3 separate regions of the Mus musculus genome follow, and all the other regions are linked to region 3. Evidence: chromatin loops called from intact Hi-C (ENCODE). Cell type or tissue: left cerebral cortex. All regions are shown on one strand.

Region 1 (8,000 bases), 54 kb before region 3:
AAAAGATGTGTAAATAGCTACTGACCTTAACAGCATCAGCTCTCAGAGGAAATGCAGGGCAAAACCTCAGTGAGATCCAGTTCCTGCCTGCTGGGGTGGCTGTCAGCAGGAAGCTGGAGCTGGGCCAGTGCCTTTATTCTCAGCACTCAAGAGACAGAGGCAGGTGGATCTCTGAGTCTGAGGCCAGTCTGGTCTACATAGTGAGTTCCAGGACAGCCAGGGCTAAAAAAAGAAAGGAGAAGAAAAAAAGAAAGACAGAAAAGAAGAAAGCCAGTGCTGGCAGCTACACTGAGGAACTGAAACTATCATGCAGTGCTGGTGGGCAGGTGAAATGCTGCTTCTGGGAGCGCAATTAAATACAGAGTTATGCAATGGCTCTGCACTCCACCTCCAACTATAATTTCTAAGAGAAATGAAAACCTGCATTATAACAAGACATTGTGGTTGTCTGTAGCAGTTTCATGTTCAATGGTTGAAACTAGAAAAGGCACAGTCCACTAGTAAATGCATAAACAAACTGTTATAGCCATAACTGCAGGAATATCACACACACACACACACACACACACACACCTACCTAAAATGGCCTGAAGCAGATATCCTTGTAACTACAGTTACAAAATGCAAACATTTTGGAAAGAACATTGATTGTATCATAGTTCATTCATTGGCAGCTGCATCCATCTTTTTCTTTCCCTGTGGTGATTTTAGTATTTCTCCCTGTGTGAAGGAGCAGACATCCCCACGACACAATAGGAGGGAAAATCTAGTACACTTTCAAGTTTTATCTTTTTGTATATGAAAACACATAAATAATAATAAAATAGAAGAGTGGGCTGTGGGTGCATGCGCTGACACCAGAATAATTATGCTGGGTGAAAGGAGGAAGGCTTTAAAAAGAATATGATTCAAGTCTTCATGGATGAAAATTCTAGAAAATGAAAACTTCTGATCCTCCTGCTTCCACCTTCCAGGCGCTGGAATTCTGGGCATGTGCCACCACACCCAGTTTGTGTGGTTCTTGGGATAGAACCCAGTTTGCCAGGCAAGTACTCTGTGAACGGATTTATCTCCCCCGCCACAGATAGTCTTTTGAAAAGGAAAGTCTCTTATAATTAGCACCTGCAATCAGACCAAAATTCTGTTCCTCTGTGTTCCTTCTCTCCAAGCATGTCTGTGTGCTTGTCCCTGCAAATCAGAGTGGGCAGCCCTTTCTGCTTGGAGCTCCTCACTGAGCCTTAACCGCTCAACTCCACGAACCTCACAGTGAATGCACGCCTGAAGACCTTGCTTGGAAAACAAGGATCTATTTCTCAGGGGCCACATTTTGGACAGGACCGACGGATGTGTGTGACAAAGCCAGACGCAGCTGGACACCAGACCGTACTCCATAGCTACGCAGGGCAGAGGAAGCGGAGCTCCATGGGATGTGGGCAGAGGTGATGGGGTAGGAGGAGAGAGCGAGCGGTGACAACTTGAGCTGATCAGGAGTGTGGACAGTCACAAGAAGCAGAAAGGGTTTTGGTCCACATGAATCCACCCATTTTGCTATTTGGCACTTATGACGTGAGGCTCCTACCCTCTGCCACAGACTGGGGGACAGGAGCTCTGTTTTCCAGTGGTGGTTGGAACAAACAGTAACTGCGTTTGGAAACTCTGATCTTTCTCAGGCAGGTATTTTGAAGAAAGATAGGGTCACTCTAGCAACGCAGCCTTGAGCTGTGAGAAACTGTGGAAGAGTTTCCTACTCAGGAAGAGAACTGAGAGTAGCCTGGCTAGAGTTTGCTTCAGAGAACAGGACTGGGTGTGGAAGGGCAGCTGTAGCGCCCAGTGGACCCTGGCCATGTAATAATACTAGCTGCAGCTGCATCCATCGCACCACTGGGAAGCTGATTCACCGCCCACGCCTCTGATCGTAGAACCCTTCAAACCCTCTGACAAGAGAGGAAGGCTGAGAAGGTACATTTCTGGGCCATCACCTGACAACTCTGTAGATTTAGACAAATCCCTTAGCCTCCCTTTACTCCAGTTTCCTCATGGAACTGATGTCAGACAACACAACCAATCTCCAGAGCAGTTACGATGATTAATGTTTGCTAGAATGATTGTCACTGGGCAGGAAGGCGAGTCAAGACATAAAATTCTCCTAAAAGAATGAAAAAAACCCACATCAGGTTTGCTTTTTCCCACTTTTGTGTGTGTGCATGTATATACATGCATATTAGCATTTGCCTGAGAACGTCCCAGACTATGTTGGAAACCATCTATAATTGCGCTTCTAACTTTGGATTGAGGCTGGGTTTCTCAATCCGTTACAGGTAGGCGCCATGCCCACTGGGCATTTTCACCCGGATACTGGGGATTTGAATTCCAGTCCTTGTGTTTGCATGGCAAGTGTTTTAACCACTGTGCATCTCAGTCAAACAAAGGGGCGAGTGTTGTTAACATAGGCATAAGGTGGCAAGAGGGTGTTGCTGTGACAGGAGACTTGTCTAAGGATATCATGTGTGTTGTGAGAGAGAAGAAGCATGGAAAAGGAGAGAGATGAGGAGGAGAAAAGGAAAAGAGAGGCTTGAGGGACAGGTAGAAACTAAAGTGGGAAGGAGAAAGAGGAGAGAATCAGAAATAAAGAGAGGGAAAGAGAAAAGAGGATAGAGGGAGGAATGTGGGATGCGAGAGAAAAAGAAAACAAGAGAGGGAGGTTAGAGCTAAAGGGAGAGAAGAGAGAGGAAAAGGAGAAGATAAAAGAAGGAAGAAAGATATGAAAAAGAGGGAGGGAAAAGAAAGCAAGAAAAGGAGGGGTGGAACCAAAGAGGATTAGTAGCCAGAAGGCTAGAAAGGAGACGAGGACCAGGCGCTCGATGCGCTCGTCGCTCACCCACCCGGCCTTGACTGAGAGGTACTGTAAAGCCCCGCCTCAGCCCCGCCCCCTCGTCCCGCCCGCCGCGGGCCAAGCCGGAGCAAGCTAGGAGGCAGCCGGCTCTGCGGAGGCAACATGTACCGGCTCCTGTCAAGCGTGACAGCTCGGGCTGCGGCCACCGCAGGCCCAGCCTGGGACGGAGGGCGGCGCGGGGCGCACAGGCGACCGGGCCTGCCTGTGCTGGGCCTTGGTTGGGCCGGCGGCCTGGGGCTCGGGCTGGGGCTGGCTCTCGGCGCGAAGCTGGTGGTCGGGCTGCGGGGCGCCGTCCCCATTCAGTCCCCCGCGGACCCCGAGGCGTCCGGCACTACCGAGTTATCGCACGAGCAGGCCCTGAGCCCGGGGAGCCCGCACACGCCTGCGCCGCCAGCAGCCAGGGGCTTCTCCAGAGCCATCGAGAGCAGCCGCGATCTGCTACACCGGATCAAGGTGCGGGCCCAGTGGGCGTCAGGGCGGCGGCTTCCGTTTTTCTGACTGCCTGGCCGCGGGCTGACGCTCTTAGGGCTGCTCAAGTAGCAGCTGAGGTCACCGGTCGCGGAGGGGCCCGCCCCTTCCCCTTTAGAGTCCTGTGCACTCCGACGGCCAGGGCAATCGGAGCAGAACCATTGCCCTCCTGGTGGGCGGGACCGCAGAGTGGGCGGAGTCAGTCTACTTTTGAACCACCAGGGTCTTTCTTTTCTCTTAGGATGAGGTTGGTGCCCCCGGCATCGTGGTTGGAGTTTCTGTAGATGGAAAAGAAGTCTGGTCAGAAGGTGAGTTCAGCAGGTAGCCCATTTTGTTATTGGTAAAATAAAATACTGATGTTTTACAGGTTGGAGTTGCAAAAAGTGGCACATTTGTAGAGACAATGTATCCCTAGAATAATCAGGCTGTTTTATTTATCACTGGAAAGTTTAAAATGTAACTAACTGGGCTAGGAGTATAGCTCAGTGGAAGCTCACTTGCTTAGCCTCCATGTGTGAGGGCAAAATAAAGTAAATAATTAAATTGTGTGACTCAAGTACGTGGATGTGTTCAAAATGCTGTTTCTTCTCCCAGTTTACTCTTAAGAATTGGTCTGAAAATGGAATGTAGAACAATCCATTAAATTACCACTATTACATATTAGATAACCCTTATTAGTAACTAAAATGTCAGTTTCTGCATATTTTTATTCTTTCATTCTGTAATTTTTTTATTCCCCACTTCTGTAAAAGGCACTATACCAAGTATTAAGAATACATGATATCCCTGGTCCTTAATGATTTACAGTTTATTATTACATTTACTAGACAGAGTGTTACCTGTTTTGTTTTTAACGACAAGCTTGAAGTGGTTTGGGATGGAGCTCAGTTGGTGCTTGCTTTTGGGTACAAGTTCTGGGTATAATCCCTTGCACCACATAAATCAAAGTGGTATGGACCCATGATCCCATTCCTCAGGACGTAGAAGCTGGAGGATCAGAAGCTTAAGGTCACATGATGTGTGTGAGGCCAGCCTGAGCATGTAGAGACCCTGGCATCCATCCCTCTCCAAGGTTAGAAGCTTTGAGAGAGCCATTTAAAAAAAAAAGAAAAAAGATTTATTTATTTCATTTATATGAGTACACCATAACTGTCTTCAGACACACCAGAAGAGGGTGCCAGATCCCATTACAGATGGTTGTGAGCCATCATGTGGTTGCTGGGAATTGAACTCAGGGCCTCACGAAGAGCAAGTAGCCAGTGCTCTTAACTGCTGAGCCATCTCTCCAGCCAGAGAGAACCATTTCTATTCTTTTTATGGTAAGTGCATCAAAGTACCATTTCTTTGATTATGACTTCTTATATTCATAACTTCTCCATTATGAACAAATTGCTCCAGTTCATTACTTGGGTTTTATTTATTTATTTATTTGCTTGCTTGTTTGTTTGTTTTGTTTTGTTTTGTTTTTCAAGACTGGGCTTCTCTGTGTAACAGACCTGGCTGTCCTGGAACTTATTTTGTAGAGCAGGCTGGCCTCAGACTCATAAGAGAGCTGCCTGCCTTTGCCTTCCCCAGTACTGGGATTGGAGACTTGAGCCACCACACCTAGCTCATCACCTAGGTTTTTAGTGAATGATATTTCAGGCATTATTTAAGGAAAGCAGTAGTTTCAGAAGATGTTGCTGAAAGTGGTAGGGTCTGGGAAAATTACACTTCACTTGAGTATATGTATATTTTAGTCAACATAGTTAGTTTATGAAAAAATTTAATATGCTGGGCATGGTAACACATGCCTATAACCCTAGCACTGAAGAGCTGAGGCCAACCTGGGGTACATAGTGGAAGATCCTGATCCAAAAAGCCTAACAGGGGCAGGGCTGGAGAGATGGCTCAGTGGGTAAGAACATTTGCTGCTCTTGCAGAGGGTCTGGGTTTGGTTCCTACATGGTGGTCACGACTATCTGTAGCTCCAGTTCCAGAGGGTCTGACACTCACTTCCAAGCCTCTATGGGCATGCGCATTATATGTATGATTGTTTGGCCTGCATGTATGCCTGTGTACCATGTGCATACTTGGTGCCCACAAAGGCCAAACTTTACAGCCTGAGGTCAATCCCAGGGACCAATACGGTGGAAGGAGAAAATCGACTTTTGCAAGTTGTCCTCTGATATCTATAGGTGCATGTAATACATACATACACACACACACATACACACACACATACACACACACATTGGGGGGATTGGGAAGAGGGAAAGAAGGAAAAAGAGAATAAAAATAATTTTAAAAAGAATTTAATAAATGCCAGCTTTCTAAATAGAAGTTTTATACAAATATTTTTACATTTATCATGTATTCTCTTCATACCTCAGCTTTTTATATTTCTTACATCTAAATGCATACTTTTATACTGTACAGAAGATGAAAACCAAACTTTTTTTCTAGAAGACGCTTTTAAAAATTAATATATTGTTTTTCCTCTGGTTGCAGCTGCATTGAGCAAGTGGTTAGGGAACTCGACATATTTTTGTATTCATTTTATTTGCTGGCTGTTTTAAAGAATTCAGCGAAGATGCTCAAAAACAGAAAACTACAATATGAGGAATTATGAAGAATGGTGATGTTTTCTTTAAGGAATGTAAATTATTTAAAGTGTAGACTAGCAAGCATGGTTATACGAATCTGGCTACAATATCTGTCACCCCAATTTTGATACCAAAGTCTATATTAGGGTTCTCTCAGAACTTATGGAATGAATCTCTCTCTGTTTATGTAGAAAGTGGATTTATAAGAATGGCTTCCAGGCTGTGGTTGGCTACTCCAACAATGGCAGGCTGTGAATGAAAAGTCTTAAGATTCCAGTATGTGTTCAGTCATCAAAGCTAGATGTCTCAGCTGGTCTTCATTAAATGTTGGAGTCCCAGGAAATAGGCTCTAATGGGAGTGAAGGATGGACTTACTCGCAAGCGGAGAGCAAGCAGGCAAAGAGCAGAAGTGTCCTTCTTCCATGTCCGTGTAAAGGCTTCCTGCAGAAGGCATAGCCCAGATTAGATCTGAATTAAAGATCTGGATTAAAGGTGTGTCTTCCTATCTCAAAGATCTGGATTAAAAGTAGGTCTTCCCACTTTACTTCAAAAAGCAGAAATCCCTAATGAGTATGCCTTCTATTTTGCATTTTAATTCCAGATGTGGTCAAGTTAACTACCAAGAATAACCATCACAATACTTGTAATCCCAAACTGAGTTCAAGGCCAACCTGGGCTATGTAAAAAGAAGTGTCATCATCATATTGTTAAGCTAATAGTATCTGAAAATATTGACTTAATAACCAGGTAAACTCTAGTTCAGCTATAAACACACTTACAATTGTCAGTATTGATAAGACTTTCATCCTAGCCGGGTGTGGTGGCACATGCCTTTAATCCCAGCACTTGGGAGGCAGAAGCAGGTGGATTTCTGAGTTCGAGGCCAGCCTGGTCTACAGAGTGGGTTCCAGGACAGCCAGGGCTACACAGAGAAACCCTGTCTGGACCCCCCCCCCCTCCAAAAAAAAAAAAGACTCTTATCCCAGCTAGTCCAGTGTCTTAAAAAGAAATACCTAGTGTATTTTAATTGATACAATTTCAGTGTCAGACTTTCTGCTTTTATTTCCTTTGAAGGTTTAGGCTATGCAGACGTGGAGAACCGCGTACCCTGTAAGCCAGAAACGGTCATGAGAATCGCAAGCATCAGCAAAAGCCTCACCATGGTGGCTCTGGCTAAACTGTGGGAAGCAGGGAAGCTGGATCTGGACCTTCCTGTGCAGCACTATGTTCCCGAGTTCCCAGAAAAAGAATACGAGGGTGAAAAGGTAGTGACACTCACAGCCTGTTTTCCCACTCGTATGTTACACTGTGTATACCAGAACCCTATTCTAAATATTCAATAGAATTCTTTGGCTTGTTTTTATTTCTTAGATTTCCTGTTCAGTCTATATGATAATCTTTTGGCTACTTTTCTGTGAGCCTTCCTTCCAAGGCCCTTGTTGGCTTGTTTGCTACAATTTACCACTGTCAGTGAAGTTGTGTGGTTTTTGTTTTTTGTTGTTAGGTTTCTGTCACAACAAGATTACTAATTTCGCATTTAAGTGGAATTCGTCATTATGAAAAGGACATAAAGAAAGTGAAAGAAGAGAAAGCTTATAAAGCCCTGAAGATGGTGAAAGGGACCCCGCCACCATCTGACCAAGAAAAAGAACTGAAAGAAAAGGGAGGCAAAAACAACGAAAAGAGCGACGCACCGAAAGCCAAAGTCGAGCAGGACAGCGAAGCCAGATGCCGCAGCGCGAAGCCAGGCAAGAAAAAGAATGACTTCGAACAAGGCGAATTGTATTTGAAAGAAAAGTTTGAAAATTCAATTGAATCACTAAGATTATTTAAAAATGACCCTTTATTCTTTAAACCTGGTGAGTCCTGACTCCTCCTCCTAACAAAGTTGTTATTGTTGAAGTTTCATTTTTCAAAAAGGTCAAGATGTTGCTTGCCATTCTGATGGCTTTCAATCAGGTTAATGATTGCAGTGGGCCAGTATAGTGCCTGCATTGTGTGTGCCTGTGTGCGTGCATTCGTGTGTGTGTGTGTGTGTGTGTGTGTGTGTGCAC
Region 2 (8,000 bases), 55 kb after region 3:
AACAATTTAATCTTTAATCCATCATGCATGAGTCTTTATGACTGATGAAATTCCCACATTTATCTGGGCCCATTTTCTTAGCCATGAGAACAAACCTGTGCTCTCCAGGATTCTTGCCAGGCCTGTGATTCTGTGGTTCTATTTCCTCTCCTGCCTTTTATAGTGAATAGCACGAATCAATTGTGAGCTGCCATTTCTATGAGAATCATTCAGAAAAAAAATGTCAAAATGAAAATGGCTTTGAGTCCCTTGGGAGTGTTTTTTTTTTTTTTTTTTTTACAGTTTGTTTCTTATGTTGTTGGAATAGATAAATACTAATGGGGAAGCCAAGTCAGTTTAAGACTATGAAAAAGAAAAATTGTAGTGGGTATATTTGAGCAGTGCAGCCTCGACCGGGGAGTCTGGTCTCCCAAGGTAGATGATGGTTTGGATTGCCAGCTGGATGAGCCTCCACGTTGCTATGAAGTAACTCATGAAGTGTTCTCAAGTCAGGGCAACACAAAGCTATCATTTTGAACATGAATTATTATATTATTCATTGCCAAAAGCTGATGCTCTTTAAAAGTCTATTGAAATCGGATGACTCTTTTGACCTTAAACATAGCTAAGCTCCTTCAGAAAGCTATGCTTTTTAGAGATGTAATAGCCCTCTTCAATCTTACTCTTTTTCAAAATGTTTATTTATTTTATCTGTGTGTAAAGGTGTTTTGCCCACACACCTCACAGAAACCTGTACTGTGGTTGTTGATGCTGGCATTTGTGGCAGCTCCTCCCCCTCCTCTCCACAGCTCCTTTGGGGAATTAGAACAGGCCAGGAGGGCTGGAGGACTGTCCTGGCTGTCACCATCACAGTTTAGCAGAGGTGGCATCAGAGTCTTGGATTGCCCATATCTTGCCTATGTATTTTCTGTTTCTTGATTAAGCAGTGGTTGAAGTGAACGTCAGAGAAGTACAGCTGGCACCAGTCAGTGGAGTGGACTGATATGCGTGTCGGCAGCATGACTCTGGTCATGGCTTACCCACGTCACACAGATGCAAATATGAAATTGTATTAATGATACAAATTTGAATATTATAAAAGATATGATTTATGCCAAGCAGGCTTTCCACTCTTGAGCTATTTATAGTAGCCCTGTGTACCGGGGAAGTAACTCAGCTTCATTATTGCAAGGATGGGCCTTAACCTGAATCTTGGGGTGAATTAGTTCAATCTTGGTAAGTCCCAAGGCAGTGGTTACTGCAGGAAGTAGGACTTAGCCCACCAGAGCATGATGTTCCAATGACAAGTCCTTGAGAAATAAGACAGGGGGCTGGAGAGAGAACTTATTAGTAAAGTTCCAAGTACAGGGACTTGAGTTTAATCCTATGTTTAAAAAAAAAAAAAAAAGCTGAATGTTGAGCTCCACATGCTTGGAAGGTGGGATTCTGGGGCTCCCTGGCCAGCCAGCCTCGCTTTCCTCTCCAGGCCAGTAAGAGAGAGGCTGGTGAGATGCTTCGATGGATAAAAGTGTTTACTGCAAAACCTGTCAACCTGAGTTCAGTCTCTGAGACTCAGGCAGCGGAAGGGGTGACCAGATTCCCACAAGTTGTCCTCTGATTCCCACTGTGGCATGCCCTACCTTCAATAAATAAATACAGGGATTTTTAAAGAGGTGACTCATGCCAGAGGATCTGCATTTTAGGCTGAACTCTGATCTTTTCACACACACACACACACACACACACACACACACACACTGATGTGCACCCACTCTATACATGAATACACATAAAATAAAGAGCTATTACTGGCATTTTTATTAATGTTACAGTTTTTCTCTTACCTAGCTAGTTTCCAAATACTTGAGACTGTTCTATTATATTTATTTACAGCTTTAAGGCACAGTAACTGAGCAGTACTACTTTATATTACTTTATTTTAATCCTCTAAGCTACTGTGGCTACCTCCCAGCCAAAGTTCCTGAGATACTTGCATTTTCTGCCTATCTCTGCTGTTTTCTCATGGTGTTTCCTAGACCCTCTCCTTGTAGCTGAATTCCTATTTCCTCTCTATCCTGCCCTCTTTAACTGGGAAGAAGTCCTGTTCTAGTCTCTCCCCTGCTCAGTTATTGGGTGATCAGCTAGCTTTATTGACCAATCAGAGAATAATTGGGGAACAAAAAACACAACATCAAGACGGGAGATTCTCAGAGTAAGGATTGCAGTCACATTTGGGGGCACCGAACACAGCATTTGAATCATACAAGGATAATCTTTACATTATGCCTCCAGAGGGGAGAGATGAAGGAAGGAAAAAAGAAAGGAAGAGTCATGAAGACAAGGGCATCATAAAAGGGAATAGGTAGCTGGACTGTTCTCTTCTCATCTTGCTTTTGTTGTCAGGAGCTGACATTAGTCAGAGGATAAACTGGAACCTTTAGAAAGGCAGAGATGAGGGAGGTACAGAGGAAAGAGCTGGGACCCCTGGACTGAGGGTCTCTGAACATGTCTCTGCTGGGCTTACTCTCTGAGTTAGCAGCTACATTAAGCTAATTGGAGTTGAAGTCTGTTACTTGTAGTTCAGAGTATCCTAACCAATATAATTCTATCGTAATTACTCTCTTGTCTCAGAAAAGGAAATATTAAAGTGAATGTTGGTTTTCTGCATTTCTATTGGTATTATTGTCAAGCTAATTATAAATATCTTCATTTTTAGGGGGAGAGATTTTATATCACTGTAACTATTATGAGAACACGCATGCTTGTCTGTGTTTGGGTGTGCATACATGTGTGTGCACTTGTCAGTAATATTAATACCCTTCGTTTCTAGTGAAAGATCCTGATTGTGTTTCCACGTTAGCTAACCAACTATACTCTGCAGCTAAAGCAATGCCAAATACCACCATTCACAAAGAAGTTGTTCTCTGACCTCCACTTCTGCTATGGAGATAGCTTGTTCCCACGCATATGTAAGGAAAGAAAGAAAAACAAGCTTTAAACAAATTAAATTTAATAGTGTTTATGAGCCCAGAATGATTCATGAGTCAGGTGGACCCCAGAATAGGATAGGTTCAGTGATGCTCCAGGGCTACCACACGGCTGGATAGCAGTTACAGGTCAGGGCAAATGAGATAGGGAGAAAGAAGCCCTCTTAACTACAACTTGGCATTTGCCTTATTTTGAACCTGGTTTGACTAAAGCTTGGCTGATGGGATTGACTGAGACCATTTTTTCCTTATAAGGCAAATCACTGAGGTAGCCTAGTGCTGAGTGAAGTTGGATTTTCCTGTCTCTGGAGCATCTGAGAATGGAGGCTTTCTCAAGCCACATTTGGTTGGGGTTAAGGAGGTCAAGCACATTTCACAGATCCACTGTCTCTCCATTTTGAAGCACGCACGCACCTCAGTGCTGGGTGATGTCTTCCTGATTTGTGAGGTACTCAGCAGAACTTGCAAATCTGAAGTCTCACTTCTCACCCTCCAGTCCTCCTCGCCACTCCTATTAGTGGGTTTTATTTCTGTGATGTGGCTCACTAGTTAAGAGCACACACTCTTCCAGGGGACTTGGGTTCTTTCCTTTCTTTTCTTGTTTTCTTGTTTTCTTTTCTTGTTGTTTTTGTTTGTTTGTTTGTTTGTTTGTTTCTGAGACAGGGTCTCTCTACATATAGCCCTGGCTCTCCAGGAACTCATCATGTAGACCAGGCTGGCCTTGAACTCAGAGGTTCACCTGCCTCAGCCTCCCAAGTGCCATAACATTTTTGAATGTTAGTTTTAGGAAACACTTACTGAATGCCTACTGAGTGTTAGGCATTGTTCTTTATGTGGGAGCTAGAAAGAGCTAAAGACTGGAAGAAGGATTTTTTGTTTTGTTTTAATTTATTGTACACTTGAGCTTTATGTGGCGTGCGCACACACACACACACACACACACACACACACACACACACACACCATGTCCATGTATGGACGTCAAAGGGCAGCTTTAAGGAATTCTCTCTTCCACTGTGGGATCCCGGATTGAACTCAGGCTGCCAAGTACTTTTTTTTTTTTTAACCAATTTGAGTCACATTGCCTGGCAAAAGAGGATCTCTATGGGTCATTGTTATACTGGATTTGGGGGTATTTTAAAAAGTCAAATGACAATAAAGACTGGTGTCTACACCTGAAACAAGTGAGGGCAGACACAGGTGCTATGGGATGCTTGCAGCACTAGTCACACTACTAAGTTTTGCTTACAGTTCCAACTGCTCCTGCAAAGCCAACTACCAGAGAGGAGGAAACAGGAGGCGTGTAACCTGGGAACACTGGTATCAGATTGTATTGCTCACAGTCCAGGGCCATTAGTGAGAGAGGAGAATGATTAAGAGGCTAGTTTGTTAGATCGGCTTGGGTGGGATTTTTGTGTGTTTCCAAATGCAGAAAGCTAAGAAGGCTCCCGCATGGAAAAGTACCACAGAGGGAAGAGGGTGAAATCCAGTTGGTTTATGCATATGCATTACTGAAAGCAGGAGCTGGGAAACGGTCCTTTTGGGTGCTTTCCACCTCCCTGTGAAGAAATATTATACATGGCTGCATGATACCCCTCCACACTCCAAATGCTGCAGTTACTGTTCAAGACCATTTATAGGACACAGTTTATAAATGTTCTTGAAAAGTATTGGAAACTGAGTTTAGTGTAAAAGGTAAAAGAGTGGGAAAAAAAACTAAATACAGCTGAGTGGCCAGAGGAGGGCGATTTAGTGCATTGCTGCCCAGTTGTATTTATCTCTGATCCCTACAGAAGCCCTTCCTCGTTCCTGGGGCTGGGGCTATAGCTCAGTTGGTAGAGTGCTTGCCTGTAGAAAGTCCTTGCTTCCCTGGCACTGCATAAACAGGGGTGGTGGAGTGGTGGTGCATGTGTGCAGTTTCAGCACTGGGAAGGGAGAGGCAGAAAAGTCAATTCAGGGTCATCTTCAGCTCCACAGTGACCTGAAACCAGCTTTAGCTAATGACACCTTGTCTCAAAAGTAAAAATGAAAATAAAGCCTGCTTCCCAATTAATGATAAAGCATGCTACTGAGACAAGGACTGTGCACTGCTGTGTGGTAGAGTCCTAAGTAAGTTTTGATTGTCACGGCTTGCGGATGCATAGGTGAAGAGATGTCCAACTTTTGAAGTGCCAAAGTCCTAAATGCTTTCCCTTTCTTGTCACCCTTTGGGCTTGCTGGGCTTTGGATTCAGTTTCAAATTACTCAGGGAGCTTTGAAAATCACCAGCTAACCAGACTAACCAGCTAAGTCAGTCTCAGGATTAGGGAGGAGGAAGGCCTAGTCAAGAGAGTTGTTGTTGTTGTTCTCTCTGGAATTCCAAAATGTGGCCAGGGCTAAAAAGCATTTTAGCCATTTCAGTTCTAGGCAGTAACTCTCAGGGAACATTAATTGAGATGTATATGGAGTCCCTGCTAACTGTATAAAATAGAATCAGCTTTCCCTCCCTGGACATCAAATGGGCAGAGTCTCATTTTCTTTTTCCTAAGTGGGCAGGTTCTAACAAAATAAATGAAGGGAGGGGAAGAAAATTGTTTTAAAGAGTCTCTACAGTCTTCTGTAGGGAAGGTTGGGGCACTAGGACTGAAAATATTGTGTGTATGTATTTCAGGAAGGAGAAAATATGTTATGTTCTCAGTCCTTCTGAATTATGTAACTCTGAAGGATGTGGTCCATTTGTGCCCAAATAATGAGGCCTGTAATCCTGCACTTCACATGTGTGGGAATGCTTTGCAGAGTGACTAGCATTCCTTTCTCCAGCCTGAATTCAGAGGAAACATGCCATTCACACCCTCTGTGCGCTCACATTTTCCAGTGCGTTGGAGAGCTTTTTTTTTTTTTCAATAGAAATCTTTGTTCCCTCCCTAATAAGACTTGGATTGAATTTAAGGAACTTAGCATATCCTTTTTTGTTTTCTGGCAGGAATTGATTTTAAAATCAGAACGATAGAACTCGACGGAAAGAAAATTAAACTTCAGATATGGTAAGTTAAGAAAAAAAAAAAATGAAGGCCTGTGGAATATCTCCTGGAATTGGAAGTCTAAGGTTAAAATGTGACTCAAGACATTAGAAACATCATCCAGGCATTCAGACCTTTCCTTTGGAAAACCAGAGTGGGAAGGAAGTCCAGAGCCCGTCTGTTCTAAGCTCTGGACAAGAAAAAAACCAAAAAAACGGATTCTCAAAAGCATACACTCCTTCATTGTAGTCACAGCTGTGACTCAGACACAGCAAAATGGTACAGACCCTGGGCTGAAAGTCAGGCCTGGGTCTGAAAGTCAAGCCACAGCCTTGTAAATTGAGGACTTTGGGGAAAGTACTTGCTTTTATGTCCATCCCTAACACAGTGTCACAGAACGTGTGAGACACTGCATTTATGAAGAGAGATGCTTTGCTTGGGCTCCCAGTTGGACCTAGATTAGGTGAGACCATTGGTTTGGGTCTCTGATGAGGGGCTGGGTGGCAGTGGCAGGGAGTGCTTGGCAGAGCATGGGGAAGGGCCCAGGGCCCTACAATCCACTTGAAGAACATGCTCCCAATGACCTCAGGACTTCCCACTCAGCCCAGCCCCCAAAGATTCCACTGCCCCGAAGACCAGGCCTTTAAGACCTGCAGGAGAAACTTCTCCAAACCATTGCACCTTCTCAGGCTCTGCCTTTTTTTCACTTATAAATGAGCCTGGATTGATGAGATTGAAGGTTCGATAGCTCTGTTATTTTATAATTTATCAAGTAGGGCCTATTTAATGGAGAAATAAGGAAAAAATAAGTACTGTGAGTTTTAAAAAATATTTAAACATTTTGGATACCAAATGTATCCAAGGTATTTGGCATACCCTCTATGCCCACCCTAAGCAGTTCTCCAAACGATACTATGTAGGCGTTCCATGACTTAACTCAATTCTGGCACTGTTCACTTAGAGATAGCATCAGCTATCAAAAGTCGAGGGCACAATCCCACAGACTGCCATATACTACGGATATGGATGCTACTTGCAAGCAGTAAGTTGTCACCTGTTACTGCCATTCACACCCCCTGTTCCATCACAGAACTCAGAGAAACACATTCAACCTTAAAGGTTTTTTTAATTATATTTGTGTGTGTGTGTATATGTGTGTGTGTGTGTAAGTGTGTGCATGTATATGCTGTTTCTAAATCAGTAATGTATTTGAGTCAAGGAAATATGATTAATCCATTCAAAGGTGCTTGGTTTCTCTGTTCCTCCTTGTTGCTGAGCACAAAATAAGTTCGTCACATTTCTAATGCTGATAGGGAAGAGAATAACAAGATCTGGGTTTGGTGTGAGTCTCATCCTGGTGCCCAACAGCTGAGACCTGCACTGTTTGAGTCTCACTCAAGGCTGAGAGCTGTTTAGTGGCAAAGATGAGGCCATAGTTCTCCTGAGCCTGCTGCATCTTTTACAGAGTAAAGATGATAATATCACCCACTTCACTCTGGGCTGTGGAGGCATCATGTTTGGAAGTATTTTATAAAGTAGATATAAATATGAAGATAATTGCTGTTTAATTGGCTATATTTCCTTGAACCTTTATCCTTTGGTGGGGTTTACTGTATATTAGATCTTTAATATAGTTCCACAAATCTCTCTGTTCTTTGCAATTAAATTGTATAATTTAGTTTATTTTAGTATCACAGGAAGTGAATTAGTTCCGGCTATAAATGGAAAATTAAAACAAATGACTTTCTCCCAATATCAAGGAGATTCTTCTGTGTGATTGAAGCTATGAATTTAATTAGAAATGCCCGTATTTCTTGGAGTGTGTCAGTGTGAAGCACACATGTGCTCCCCCTCACAAAGCCCTGGATTAATGCCAGAGACTGAACCTAGGGCCTTGCTAGGCCAGTGCCCTACTATTGAGCCACACTCCCATCCTAGAATCCTGCATATTTTAACGGTATGCCCTCAGCTCAAAAAGGAAGGGTAGCTGAAAGATTGTGTAATTCCAAGATGTTTATGTTTATTCTTTAGAAAC
Region 3 (8,000 bases):
CTTTTTGTTTTAAGGTAGCTATCCTGGTTGGCATGACTGACTGATGTTTGTTTGTTCATTCATTCAATAGCGTATCCAGGTTCCTACCATGTGTAAAGTGTCCAGTGGGGTATCCTGGGGATTCAAGAAATTACTGAAGTCTCTTTCCTCGAAGAGACCCAAGATTGAAGGGGAGAAGACAAATTAGTATACACATTATTCCATTACAGAGAGAGGACTTACGTCACTGCTGAGTCATCAAAGAGGACAGTGACTATGAAGGACATCTTTGTAGCCCACCGGGACAGCTGTGCTCAAGCAATGGCAGAGGGCCAGGCCCCAAGAGTAGCTGGCTGGAAGCTTCAACATGGAGGTTGCCAGCTCATGGCTCAGAAGCCCCTGGGCCTGAATATCCAGGTTCCTGTAAGCACCTAGGTTTTTGGAGAATGCATCCAAGGAGAGGGGGAATTCCCAGCATGGCCAATTTCTACTTTGTCTACAGGTCTCACTCCACATTTAGTTTCTCTTAAGAAAACATTTCTCAAAGTCAAGTGTCATGGATCGACACATCAACATTCTTAGGCTAGGGAGATGGCCGAGTGGATAAAACACAGGGCACGTGAGCGTGAAAGGCTCTATAGCGTCTGGATCTCCAGAGCCCACACGAAGCGGGATGCAGTATCAGTCATGTAATCCCAGTGTTCACTTATGACCAAGTGGGGACGTGAGAATCCCTAGAAGCTCACCTGTCAGTTCATCTGGAATATGCAGAGGTGAACAAGAAGAGACCCTGCCACAAACAAGATGGAAGACAAGGACTGTTACCCGAGGTTGTCCTCCGATCTCCACATGTATACTGTGGCACGCAGTGCCCCCAACATACACACAAATGTGTGCATACACATACACGATGTGCATGCACACACATTTCAAAACAAATTCTTGACTTAGGCTGACATTTTGCATAGAAGATACAGTGTCTCTCAAGAATGCCATAGTTGTTTTTGGTGGGGAGGCCTTGCTATCCAGAGAATAACTACTACAGGAGATAGTAATACCTTCAAATGTATAAAACATGGCAATCTTGCTTACTATTATGAGCAAAGGCAACCAGCCAGGAACAAGAGAATACAAAAAACAAACTCAAGCTCTGTCAAAACCATCCTCAAACACCAGATCCCTTTTCAGTATTGGGATTATACCATGATTCAGTCACCAGTAAGGAAAGAATAGCTTTTTAAGGTCAGGAAGAGAGATTGTTCAGGTCATGAAATACACACAGGGCAAACTCCTGAGATGTCTCTGTTCAGTTTTCATCTACAATATCTACAGTACAGAAAGCTGTAGTCAACATTTTCTTAATCAAGTTGAGCGTGCTGGTCAATGCTCTCTATAGAGATGGATTGAGCGAATGGCAAGAAGCATGGGTCTGACTGTCTTCCTTGAATCATTGTGATGTGACATTTTAGAAGAGTCTCATCCAGTTGAAAAATGATGTCAACAAAGAATCTGTCACCTGTTGCCCCCACTCTACAAACATATTCACAATCAAACCTTTGAGCAAATGGCTTGCATCAGTGCTACCCATTTACTATCACTGTGAATTTTGTCTTTAATACACCAGTGTATAAAATCTGAGAATTAATAATGCATAATGAAAAGAAAATCTGATTTTTAAAAAAAGTCAAACAAAATGCTTGAATAGTTCACCTTGGTATACAAATGTAGGATTAGAAAGTCCCAATATTATACATAGGTGGTAGTATAAAAATACTGAGGAACTGAAAATATGACAGAATTTTTTTTTTTAAATCCCATTAATTAACAAAATTCCCCTAAGGAAATCTAGGGACTTTAAATTTCCTAACTTGCATTTCTCTTCTGAACTTAGTTATTTACTATATAAATATGTCCCTTTTCACACACACACACAAACTGCCAATAGTTGAAATAGTAGGACCGAAAGTTATTTCCTTAAAAAAACTTTTTTATGTATGGGTGTTTTGGCTATATGTGTACCACATGTGGTACCTGTCTGTGTACCATGCCACATGTGTGCAGTGCCCAAAGGGGCCATAAGAGGGCATCAGGTCTCTTGGGACTGGAGGTCTCTTGGTGGTTGTGAGCCATCACATGGTTGCTGAGAACCCAACCAGAGTCCTCTTAAAGCAGTCAGTGAAACTTAGCATTAACCATTGAGCCATCTCTCCAGCATTCCTCCCACCAAAGTATATCAATAGATAAAAATCCTTAAAAAGAAGAGGGCCAATGAGGTGACTGAACACACAAATCTGATGACCAGAGTTTGATCCCCCAAATCTATGTAAACATGAAAGGAAAGAACAACCTCACAATATTTTCCTGATCTCTAAACATATGCCATGACACAAACCCTGCCCCCATTACATACATATACACAATAAAGATAAAAAATGATTTAAATTTAAAAATAAAGTTAGGAAAACTCCAATGGACTTTGAAGACTTCTTTCCTTCTGTTCAATGAATGAGGACCAAGGAATGGACCTGAGCCATGGACCATTCAGACCCTGGTGAAGCCCTACTCAGAGGCATGCTTCAGAATTTGGCTTGGGCAAAGAAGCTTGATTGATGCCAGAAGGCAGGGATCCCTTCTCCAAAGGGAACTTAGTCCTTCCTCAGAACCATGACTTTGAAGGCAGCTTTGACCTAAGGCATACTCTAGACATTAGATATTAAGTTGGCAAAAGTAGCTGCTGCCCTCTGGGCATTGTGTGATCAATAAGTATGAGCTAATGATACCTTTCATCTTCTCTCTACACTGGAAGTGATGGTCAATATTAGGAACAACTAAATTTTCTGCTACAATAGGACCAGACATGCAACATTGCTGATATTGTACATGAAGTCACAGGCATTGTTGAATCTTAGAAGAATTTGTCAATGTGTTCAATTAACTGTCCAGTTTTTTTATTATTATTCTAATGATTAACTCCACTGCTTCCTGTAACAACCTCTGCTAGAAGGTATTTCCTTGTCTCTAAGGTAAGTTTTGTCCTAGAGGGTTTTAGATAGTTTGTTGTCAGGCAGGGCCCCTTTAATACTCTTAAAAATGGAGGCATCCAAAAGAATTTTTGTTGGTGTGTGTGTATGTTAGGACAGTTGGTATTTAACATATTTTAAATTAAAACTGAAAAAGAAGCAGAGATGAGACAGAGACTTCTGACAAGATAAAGCTCCTGGTCCCCCTTAGCCACTCCTTCCTCATGATCTGGATAGTAAACCCTTGTCTCACAGGGGCTTGATCTGGCTGGGTTTCTGCCACTTGCAGATAAAAGAGCACTGAACAATAAAGAATTAGTCTAGGGTAATAAATAATGAAGGCTTGAATTGAATACATCAAAGTGCTATTTCCTCCCTTCCTTTTGCCACCCATTAATTGAAAGCCTCCTGAGGAGTGATAAATTTAAACGCAACTAACACCTACACTTCACAGCACCTTACCAAGTTTCAAAGTGCTTTCACACTCAGTATTTAATTTTCACTACAACCTATGAAGTAGTTTGTTTTTCATTCGTCTTTACAGATGAGAAAACTGAGACGTGTCAAGCCTGTGAGACTTCACACAGCTGTGAAGTGGCTTAGCAAAGACTAAATCCAAATCTAAATCTCTACATCTTCTATGGCCAAAGTTCCCGTCACCTGTCTCAGGTGGCGCTATTTTATAAGCTGTTCGTAGCACAAGCCTTCCCACATCTTTCTTCTCTTCTCTTCTCTTCTCTTCTCTTCTCTTCTCTTCTCTTCTCTTATCTTATCTTCTCTTCTCTTCTCTTCTCTTCTCCCTCTCTCCCCTCTCTCCCCTCTCCTCTCTTTCTTTCTTTCTTTCTCTCTCTCTCTCTCTCTCTCTCTCTCTCTCTCTCTCTCTCTCTCCCTCCCTCCCTCCCTCCCTCCCTCCCTCCCTCCCTCCCTCTCTCTCTCTCTCTCTCTCTCTTTCTTTCTTTCTTTCTCAAGAATTCATCCTCCCGCGGTGCGCGAGGCGGTATCTATGAAGCAGAGCCTCTAAAATGATCATCGCATTTGGCTGTGGCCTGTAGTTCAGAAGGCACAAGTGGGAATGAAATTAGCCCGCTAACATCACTCCTTGAGCTCTATAATTGAAGGGCTGTGGAAGGGGGCCTAGGAAATGGGCGGGAACGGGAGAGGCTGGGTAATACTCTGCAGCTAATTCACAGACTTCGTGAACCTTTGCATCTCCAAAGAAAGCTTGCCGAGCTCCGGGTTCAGGCAAGTAGATGAGCGAACTGCAGGACTTAGATTCCGAGGTCTTGGATTTGAAAGATGCCCATAAACAAAGAAACAACAAAGTCAAGTTCCCTTGGCAAAAGAAGAGGAGTTTGAAACGAAGCGTCTTTTCCCTGTAAGGATGGAAAGTCTTAACACACCACCCTACATCACTCAGATTTGTTATCCAGGGAGGTTGTTCGGACAGTTTGGGCGAGGCACGCCCGCGGCTCTCCCAGAGTACTACAAATCCCATAAAGCCTCGCGGGGCGGAGGGTGATGACAAGGCGCGGGCAGATTGGCTGGGACGGGGAGGAGCGAGCCTGTCGCCTCAAGAGGGTGGGGCGAGAGGCGGGGCGGGGCGCGGGTGGCTTGGCAGACACGCCCCCTCGCCAGAGGCCCCCCCTCCGCGCTGCTTTCCACCGCCTCCTTGCTCTTGGCGGTCAGAGAGGGCCGGAGTGAGAAGATGGCGAAGACGTACGATTATCTGTTCAAGCTGCTGCTCATCGGCGACTCCGGCGTTGGCAAGACCTGCCTCCTGTTCCGCTTCTCAGAGGACGCCTTCAACACCACCTTTATCTCCACCATCGGTGAGGGAGCGGCCGCGGCCCGGGACGGGAGCTGAGACGAGGGGGGCGGGTGCCTGGGGGCCTGGGAGAGGGCACGCGAGGGCTTGGCGACCGGAGAAGGGGACCCCGAAGGGCCGCGGAGAGGGCAGTGAGAGCCGGAGAGGCTGAAAGGGACGGATGGGGATGCGGAACTGCGGACGGACGAAAGGGAACCGGAGCAATCGGAAACCAGGGGTGTTGGGGACACGAGGGGGCTCCGGGGCGGCGGCGGCAGCGGCGTCCCAGAGGGACGGAGTCGGGGGAACACAGGAAATCGTACGGAAAGAGAAGGAGGGGAGGGAGAGTGAATACGAACGTGGGTTAGAAAGACAGGAAAGAGGAAGGAAATGTGAAGAGGGAAATGAAGGTTTGAGGACTCAAAGAGGGGCTTCAAATGAAGTAAAGGGGCAGAGGACACCAGGGACAAGAGAAGTGAGACTAGGAGGCGGTCAACAGGGAATTGAGGGGAATGACTGACTGAATGATCAGGAGGCAAGCGATAAAACGACATTGACTCTAAAGGTGTGAACAGAGATGCCAAGAGAAAATGCAGAAGATTGTAGGTGGGAGAAGGACTCAGGAGGACCCGAGGGCGACTTGAGGCTACTTGGTGGAGAAAGTGAAGGCGAGCTGAGTGTTAACTAGAAAGGAGAAGGGGAAGCAGGGGATGCAGTGCAGGGGTTGAGAGATCAGAGAGGAAATGGAAAACGCGGGGCTCAGGACTTTCCCTAGTAACTGGGAACGCTGGTTTCCATTTTCTCTTGACATCTTTGAATCGAGATTTAAAAAGTGACTAATGATGGAGTAATGTCTACGGGGTGTTAAAAATCTTTTGAGTGTTTATAGGAATTAAAGGGGCTGGGGACTTTGGGAGATGATGTGGTTAGAAGAAATTTATTGTTCACCGCCTTATTCCGTGTCTTGGGAAGCAGCAGTAAGTTTCTCAACTTTGTAAATTCTTGAGCTCGTGTAGTTGGTAACATCCAAGCCAAGTGATTGACTGTACATTCCGCCTGCCTCCCTGTGTAGTTTCCTTTGATTCTAATTACTTTGTAGGTGAATCATAACATACTGTATATTTCCCAATTACTTCTAATTGACTCAAGAAAAAAATTTCTCACTCTTCACTGGGAGCTGCTCTTGTATCTTCAGTAAAAGACATTGTGTGCAGGTAAACAGGATCTTTAAGTTGTAAACTGAAGAACACATCAAAACTGCTTTTAAACCTTCAGTAGGATGACCTTAACATTATTTCCTTTGTTAAATAGCTGCAGTCCAGTGGCCCACTCACTCATCAGCTTTTTGGTTGTCTGGCCTCTAATACTAGCTTATTTAAAGCATTTTTCAAATGGCTTTCCAGGTGATCCACAAGTAATGGGGAACTAGTGTGTTGACAATAAGTATGTCAAAGGGGCTGGAAAGTTGCTATGGTGGTTAGGAGGATTTGCTGCTCTTACAGAGGACCCAGGTTTGGTTCATAGCACTCACTTGGCACCTCATACTGCCTGTAATTCTAATGGAATACAACACCCTCTTCTGGCCTCCGTGGGGACTAGACATTTACATGGTGTACATACATTTATGCAGGAAAAAAACCTTGAATTAAAAACAAAACAAAATCCGTGTTTAAATATTTGTGGCATTTGAAAATAGGTGACATTTTAAAAGTAGGTATCGAGCACTTTCCAGTGTAAGTATTGGTAAAGAGTCTCCATGGTTTATTCTGATTTTTTTTTTTCCTACAGACTGAATGGAAATTTGGGTGTTGTGATATCTGGGCTGAAGGAAGTTTGAGTTGCGAGTTCTTGGCAGTTAGTCTTGAGTGGGACTTTTCTGAGGAAGCAGATTTTAAATGTCATCTCCCTTCTCGAAAGTGTATTTGTAAGAGACTTGGTGCAAGCTGGTACAGCTGCTAAAGGACATTCATTTCTGGTATCAGTTTCCAAGCCCCAAAGGACTCTTCTTCAGTGTTGACTGCATGCTGCAGCTCAGCTTGGAAAGGACAGTTCCTAAGAAGTTAAGGGTGGGGGACAGTGTCTGTTCCACGTGCAAACTTCTCAGAACTTTCCTCCTGCTTCAACTTTCACAACTGAGTAAGTCTGGGGCAAGAGAGACGGCTCAGCAGCTAAAAGTACCTGCTGTTCTTCTTGGGGACCCAAGGTTAGATCCCAGCACCCATAGCAGGTGGCTCACAAATACCTGTCAGCCAGCAACTCCAACTCTAGGGCTCCTGACTCCTCTTCTGGCCTCTCTGGGCAGCTGCGCTCACACGTAGACATCTCCCACCCAGGCGCACACATGGGCACATAAACTTTTTTAAAAGGAAAAAAAATGAAAAGAAAGTGACTAAATCTCACTAATACAGCATGTTAAATTCCTTGGATTCCTCGGCAGTAGATTTACCAGCGCCCTACTCCCCCCACATTTCTTGTAAGGACCTTTTAACACTATCTTTTAAAAATCACTTTTCTTGGCTAAGGGTTTAACTGAATTATATAGTATATGCTTAACATGGACGAGGCCTTGGACTTAATCCCTAGCCACCCCACCCCAACAGATCTCTGTGTGTGTGTGTGTGTGTGTGTGTGTGTGTGTGTGTGTGTGTAGTGTATTACATTTCACACTTTAAACGTTACATTTAAAACATTAAAGCAGGTACCCTTCGACAGCTGAGATTAGGAGGTATATATACATGGTGAGTCTCATGTGAACTCTTGGTCTTTGTACCTTCTGTGTGGTGAATGTGGTGAATATAGTGTCAAGCTATGTCTTCAGTTGATAGGAGGAGGGAAACTCCCATATCTTTTACTTAGCCCCAGAACTCCAACAGGAAGTGGTAGCAGACAGCCAGAGAACTTATATACCTGAAAGCAAAATGCTGTGTAGTTGCAATTACGCTTGAACAGTCGGGTGAAGTTCACACTACTCTCGAGAAAAGTTCCACAGACTCCTGACTGGCCACAAGCACAGTTTCTAGCAGCAATGTCACTCCCGATAAGCTCCACACCACACCTCCATTATGAAGTTGTTTCAGTGACAGTTGGTGACCCTTCTTTTCCTATCATAATTTAAGTGTCCATTTGTGTAAAGTCCTGGGCTTTACTGTGACTGAGCTTGACAAGGTCTTCTTGTAGTACTGCTGACAAATTTGATA

Evidence for each region. A loop is a pair of places that touch in the nucleus more often than their neighbours do. Peaks named below come from ENCODE experiments on the same cell type or tissue, not always from the same donor. Only the 100,000 strongest peaks of a DNase experiment are listed, where the experiment ranks them.
Region 1: it touches region 3 in a loop (4-fold over the local background); 2 of 42 quality-filtered maps call a loop at or near these places.
Region 2: it touches region 3 in a loop (1.8-fold over the local background); 10 of 42 quality-filtered maps call a loop at or near these places.

What each region holds. Positions count from the first base shown.
Region 1 is chr9:66,970,387-66,978,386 of GRCm38, reverse strand. Lactb (lactamase, beta) reads left to right here and starts at 2,903. Exons shown (of 6, transcript NM_030717.1): 1 at 2,903-3,346; 2 at 3,603-3,669; 3 at 7,021-7,211; 4 at 7,451-7,805. The coding sequence starts at 2,996. In left cerebral cortex, CTCF peaks have their summits at 3,555 and 4,514 (motif pointing right); DNase peaks (open chromatin) are centred at 1,064, 2,331, 2,918, 3,409 and 1 more place; H3K4me3 peaks cover 1,660 bases; H3K27ac peaks cover 3,400 bases.
Region 2 is chr9:66,861,412-66,869,411 of GRCm38, reverse strand. It overlaps Rab8b (RAB8B, member RAS oncogene family), which reads left to right. Exons shown (of 8, transcript NM_173413.3): 2 at 5,929-5,989. Gm40528 (a long non-coding RNA gene) reads right to left here and starts at 3,715. Exons shown (of 3, transcript XR_870875.2): 1 at 1-3,715. In left cerebral cortex, a CTCF peak has its summit at 4,681 (motif pointing right); DNase peaks (open chromatin) are centred at 4,492 and 5,731; H3K27ac peaks cover 2,093 bases.
Region 3 is chr9:66,916,338-66,924,337 of GRCm38, reverse strand. It overlaps Rab8b (RAB8B, member RAS oncogene family), which reads left to right and starts at 4,633. Exons shown (of 8, transcript NM_173413.3): 1 at 4,633-4,828. The coding sequence starts at 4,705. In left cerebral cortex, CTCF peaks have their summits at 2,057 (motif pointing right), 3,652 and 6,429 (motif pointing left); DNase peaks (open chromatin) are centred at 4,231, 4,558, 5,534, 6,728 and 1 more place; H3K4me3 peaks cover 2,056 bases; H3K27ac peaks cover 1,267 bases.